Linked DNA regions of Homo sapiens: region 1 is linked to region 2. A link is an interaction called in ENCODE POLR2A ChIA-PET data of the cell type or tissue named here. Cell type or tissue: endothelial cell of umbilical vein. All regions are shown on one strand. Each heading gives the region's core, and the rest is flanking DNA. Links, peaks and the distances in the headings are about the cores only. Region 1 has its middle 380 kb from the start of LINC01037. Region 2 has its middle 75 kb from the start of PDC.

Region 1 (2,923 bases), core at 298-2,797, 1.3 Mb before region 2:
TGCTAAACCAGCACTACAAGAAGTACTTAAAGGAGTTTTAAACCTTGAAATACACCAAAGGCAAACTTGCTTAAAGCATAAATCTCACAGGACCTATAAAAAATAACACAATTGAAAAAAACAAAGAAGGTATTAAGGCAACAACTAACATAATAAACACAACAGTAATGCACATCTTAATACCAATGTTAAATGCTCCACTTAAAAGATACAGAATGTCTGAATGGATAAAAAAAATCCACCAACCAAGGATCTTCTGTCTTCAAGAAACTCACTTAACACATAAGGACTCGCATACACTTAAGATAAAGGGGTGGATAAAGATATTCCACACAAATGGAAACCAAAAGCAAGCAGGAGTAGGTATTCTTATATCAGAAAAAACAGACTTTAAAGCAACAACAGTAAGAAAAAAAGAGAAAAAGGAACATTTTATAATAATAAAAGTATTAGTACAGCAAGTAAATATCACAATCCTAAATATATATGTACCTAATGCTGGAGGTCCCAAATTTATAAAACAATTACTAATAGACCTAAAAATGAGATAGACAGCAATGCAATAATAGTGAGGGACTTCAATACTCCACCCACAGCATTAGACAATCATCAAAACAGAAAGTCAAGAAAGAAACAATGGACTTAAACTATATTCTAGAACAAATGTACTTAACAAACATTTACAGAAGATTCTACCCAACAACTGAGAATATATATTATTTACATTGGCACATGGAACATTCTCCAAAAGCGACCATATAATAGATCACAAAACAAGTCTCAATAAATTTAAGAAAATCAAGATTATATTAAGTATTCTCCAGACCACTGTAAGGAACCCTCAAAACTATACAAATGCATGGAAATTAAATATGTTCTTGCATGATCTTTGGGTTGACAATAAAACCAAGATGAAAGTTAAAAAGTTCTTTGAGCTGAATGATAATAGTGACACAACTTAAAACCTCTGGGATACAGCAAAAGTGATGGTAAGAGGAAAGTTTATAGCATTGAATGCCTACATTAAAAATTCTGGAAGAGCACAAATAGACAACGTAAGGTCATGCCTGAAGGAACTAGAGAACAAGAACAAACCAAACTCAAACCCAGCAGAAGAAAAGAAATGACAAAAATCAGAGAAGAACTAAATGAAATTGAAACAAACAAAAAACAATACAAAAGATAAATGTAACAAAAAACTGTTTTTTGGAAAAGATAAAATTGATAGACAATTAAAGAGATTAACCAAGAAAAAAAGAGAGATCCAAATAAGCTCAATTAGAAAAGAAACAGGAGATATTACAACAAATACCACAGTAATACAAAAGATCATTCAAGGCTATTATCAACACCTTTATGCATACAAACTAGAAATTCTGGAGGAGATGGATAAATTCCTGGAAATATACATCCTCCCAGATTAAATCAGGAAGAAATGGAAACTCTGAACAGACCAATAACAAGTAGCAAGTTTGAAACAGTAATTTTAAAAACTGCCAACAAAAAAGTCCAGTACCAGATAGATTCACAGCTGAATTTGAAAAAGAATTGGTACCAATCCTATTGAAACTATTCCAAAAGACAGAGAAAGAGGGAATCCTCCTTAAATCATTCTATGAACCAATATCAAGCAAATTCCAAAACCAGGAAAAAAAAATAACAAAAAAAGAAAACTACAGACCAGTATCTCTAATAAACATAGATGCAAAAATCTTCAATGAAATACTAGCTAACTGAATACAACAGCATATCAAGAATACAATACATCATGATAAATTGGTATTTATACCATGGATGCAGGAATGGTTTAACATACATAAGTCAAAAACTGTGATACACCACACAAACAGAATTAAAAACAAAAATCACATGATCATCTCAATAGATGCAGAGAAAGCACTTGACATAATCCAGCATCCCTTTATGATAAAAACCTTCAGTAAAATTGGGATAGAAGGGACGTACCTCAAGGTAACAAATGATAAACTATCTACGACAAACCCACAGCCAACATCATACTGAACTGGTAAAAGTTAAAAGCATTTCCCCTGAGAATTGGAACAAGACAAGGATGATGACTTTCACCATTTCTATTCAACATAATACTTTAAGTCCTAGCTAGAACAATCAGATGAGAAAGAAATAAAGGGCATTCAAATTGGTAAAGAAGAAGTCAAAACTGTCACTGTTTGCCTATGATATGATTATATACTTAGAAAACCCTAAAGACTCATCCAAAAAGCTCCTAGATCTGATAATGAATCCAATAAAATTTGAAGATATAGAATCAATGTACACAAATCAGTAACACTGCTATACACCAACAATGAAAGAGCTGAGAAACAAATCAATAACTCAATTCCTTTTACAACAGCAGCAAAAAATAATATATGATAAAATACTTAGGAATATACCTATTCGAGAAGGTGAAAGATCTCTACCAGAAAAACTATAAAACATTGCTGAAAGAAATTATAGATGAAAACAAACAAATGGAAACACATCCCATGCTCATGAATGAGTAGCATCAATTTTGTGAAAATGACCATACTGCCAAAAGCAATCTACAGATTCATTGCAATTCCCATCAAAGTACCACCATTATCAACCTTTGCAGAACTATAAAAATCAATTCTAAAATTCTATATACCAATAAAGACCCCTCAAACCAAAGCAAGGTTAACCAAAAAGAGCAAACCTGGAGGAATCACATTACCCAACATCAAACTGTAGTACAACGCTATCGTTACCAAAGCAGCATGGTACTGGTATAAAAATAGGCACTTAGACCAATAGAACAAAATACAGTACACAGAAATAAAGCCAAATACTTACAGCCAACTAATCTTCAACAAAGAAAACAAAAATCTGAAGTGGAAAAAGTGCATCTTATTCAATAAATGATGTTGGGATAATTGGCAAG
Region 2 (2,923 bases), core at 197-2,696:
AGAAGGGAAGTAAATCCTGTGTGTCTTGAGCAAGAGACAAAGAAGAATCAGAGTGGGAGCTGAAGCTGAAGTGGTATGTAGGTATCTGATACAGACAGGGAAAAAAAAGTGTTTTTCCTTCTCTAACACTCATTCAATACGGCACAGAATGCTTCTGTGACCAGATGTGAGGGAGGGGTTCCCCACACATCAAGAAAATCTCCAGCAGACACCAGAGGGGTGTCCTGGAATTCTATTCAATTCTCACATTATTTACCTGGAGATAACTTAGGGTAAGGGCTCAGTCCCACAAGACTGACACTCACTTCAGATGCCAATCACAAGCCACAGGTTGTTACCTTTTCTTCCGACTGACTGGCTATAAAGCAGGGGTTCCCATGACCTCTTCTTTGAGTTTAATTTGCTAGAAGAGCTCACAGAACTCAGGAAAACACTTCACTTATATTTACCCATTTATTATTAAGAATACTTCAAAGGATACAGATGAACAGCCAGATGGAAAAGATGCATAGGGCAAGAGATGTGAGAGCTTCCCTGCCCTGTTTGGGTGCCACCCTCCAGGAACCTCCACATGTTTAGATCCCCAGAAGCTCTTCAAATGCAGTCCTTTCAGGTTTTTATGGAAGATTCATTGCATAGGCATGACTGACTAAATCATTAGCCACTTGCGATCGACCCAAATTTCACTCACCCTGGTTGGAGAGTGAAGCTAAAAGTTCCAAATCTTAAATTGCAGGGTTGGTTCCCTTGGCAACAGTTCTCCATTCTGAGGCTATCTAGTAGCCCCCAGTTTTCCAGGAGTCCCCAGCCATCAGTCATCTTATCAGCTTACAAAAAGACATATCACTTAAGAGACTTCAAGAGTTTTAAGAGCTGTATGCCAGGAAAAGGGAAGGAAAACCAAATGTATTTAATATTTCACAATATCACAGTGCCAGATGCGGCAGGCCTGGTAAGCCTTAGGTCAATGGATGCCACTGAAGAGACTAAAACAGGGAAATAACATGCTCATATTTTAGTTTTAAAAATGCATTTCTAAGTGCAGTGTGGAAAGTGAATTTCAAAAAGCTGAAGATGAAAAAGTATTAATTTGCATTATATTGCAAAACTTCAGATGAAAACCAAGGATACATTTTAAATTTTGTGTGCAGTAGGTTCTATTGTGATAAAAGAAAGGTACTGTGACTCTTCAACTTTCTCTAAAGACGATAAAATAAAAATTAGTCATATCTTGAGAAAACATTGACCAAAATTATTCTAACATGAAGGGGAAAAAAATTTGCATAAAAAGTGAAAAACCAGACGATAAAACCTGAGTGATAAAAGTTTCCCGTATGTTACAGAGAGTCTTTCCCTTGCTCAATACAGTACATCTTAGTATTATTCAAATAAACTTAAACTAAAACAGACTCACTAAAAAGGACATAACTCAGAATGACCCATGGGGCTTATTTCCTGTTAGATTCTATCCCTGGTTCTGCTCTATAATTCTTTTTGAATACATTTCAGCAATGATTCATCTTGTCAGTCTGCCAACAGTCTTTCCTACTGAGAAAGTGGCATGTACTTCACGTACTTTAGCAGAAACACAATTGAAGACTTTGCTTAGATTGCCCCCAATTATCTTATTTACTTCTCAAAAATAAGTCATACTATTTTTATCAGTAATATGGCTCTCTAAAACTAAATATTATATGACAAACAGTGAAAGTTCATTTAAAACACCAAGAAAACACTATCAAGGGTGACGGACCTGCATTTTGGGGACCTAGCCTCCTTTAGCAAGGCTCACTGCCTGGGATCTGTGTGGACACTGCGTCTGATGTCCAGGGTAAGTCTCTGCCTTCCAGGCCCAGCCTAGAGCAGTGGGTACCATGGCACATCTGACAGCATTGCACACTCTTTTTTTTTTTTTTTTTTTGGTGATTCTTCTGCCCTAATATATTAGCAAGATTTTAGTCAAGAATATTACTTCATTATTATAGTCTCACTTTATTCCCTACTATCCTCATCTCCACCTCCAGATTGAGACCTGGAGTTCATGAAGAGCTGAGCTAAAGTAATAATACTTGGTTATTTTAAATGGCTAATATTAAATAATTAATATTTATTGAGTCATTATGTATCAGAGACTATTAAAAGTGCTTTGTATGTATTAGTTCCTTTTATCTTCACAATAACCGTATCAAATAATTAGGGAAGTTATCATTTTTAAAAATAAGAATACCCAGCCATATAGTGATTAAGTTAACAGCCTATGGCCAAATACAGCAGGTGGTGAAGGTGGAATTTAAAACCTTGCTATTAACCATCACTCTATAGCTCTAGAGCCCACACTTTGAAGCTCTACATGATAGACATTCTGCTGTACTTGGAGTCACATTTTTTCTGTAATATTTGACTTCATTAAATGTGCTGTTTTCTAGGTGACCTCTGGTCAGCCACGAAATTAGGCTCCTGGTGGATACATTCTATCAGTCATGAGTATGAGCAGACATAACTGGATATCAGTAACTGACATAAGTTCAAGCTGGGACCCCTATTTTTCTCAACTCCTGGAAACAGTGACCTCACAGTTCTCTCTTGTTTTTTCCTTCATCTTTATCAAGTCAGACCGAAACCTTGACTTTTTGCTTCTCCTACTTAATGCCTTTATTGTAGATGACATTCTTTCCTCAACTGGGCATGAGTAATGGCAGAGAGCAAATAAGGAATCCTCTCTCTCTTTCTGGGTCAGAAACAAAAAAGGGGGAAGGAAGCCTACTTCACGCAAATATGTTATGGAGGTTTTGCTGGCAGCAAGGATTTTCTGTGTTCCTAAGATCCAAATTTCCCAGCTGCAACTCAAGATCTAATTTTCCCCAACGGAGAAGTGATTAAGCCAAATCAGTCATAGACTCACCTCTTGAACCGTTCTCCTGAA

Evidence for each region. ChIA-PET counts read pairs that join two places held together with the same protein. Peaks named below come from ENCODE experiments on the same cell type or tissue, not always from the same donor. Only the 100,000 strongest peaks of a DNase experiment are listed, where the experiment ranks them.
Region 1: POLR2A ChIA-PET joins it to region 2 with 10 read pairs; 2 of 35 experiments call an interaction of 5 or more read pairs at or near these places.

Annotation. Positions count from the first base shown.
Region 1 is chr1:187,819,649-187,822,571 of GRCh38, reverse strand. No RefSeq gene overlaps it. Among named protein-coding and RNA genes, the nearest start is that of LINC01037, 380 kb to the right of the region's middle. In endothelial cell of umbilical vein, for the core only: no CTCF peak of the experiment used is centred there; no DNase peak of the experiment used is centred there.
Region 2 is chr1:186,534,466-186,537,388 of GRCh38, reverse strand. No RefSeq gene overlaps it. Among named protein-coding and RNA genes, the nearest start is that of PDC, 75 kb to the right of the region's middle. In endothelial cell of umbilical vein, for the core only: no CTCF peak of the experiment used is centred there; a DNase peak (open chromatin) is centred at 1,518; H3K27ac peaks cover 1,693 bases.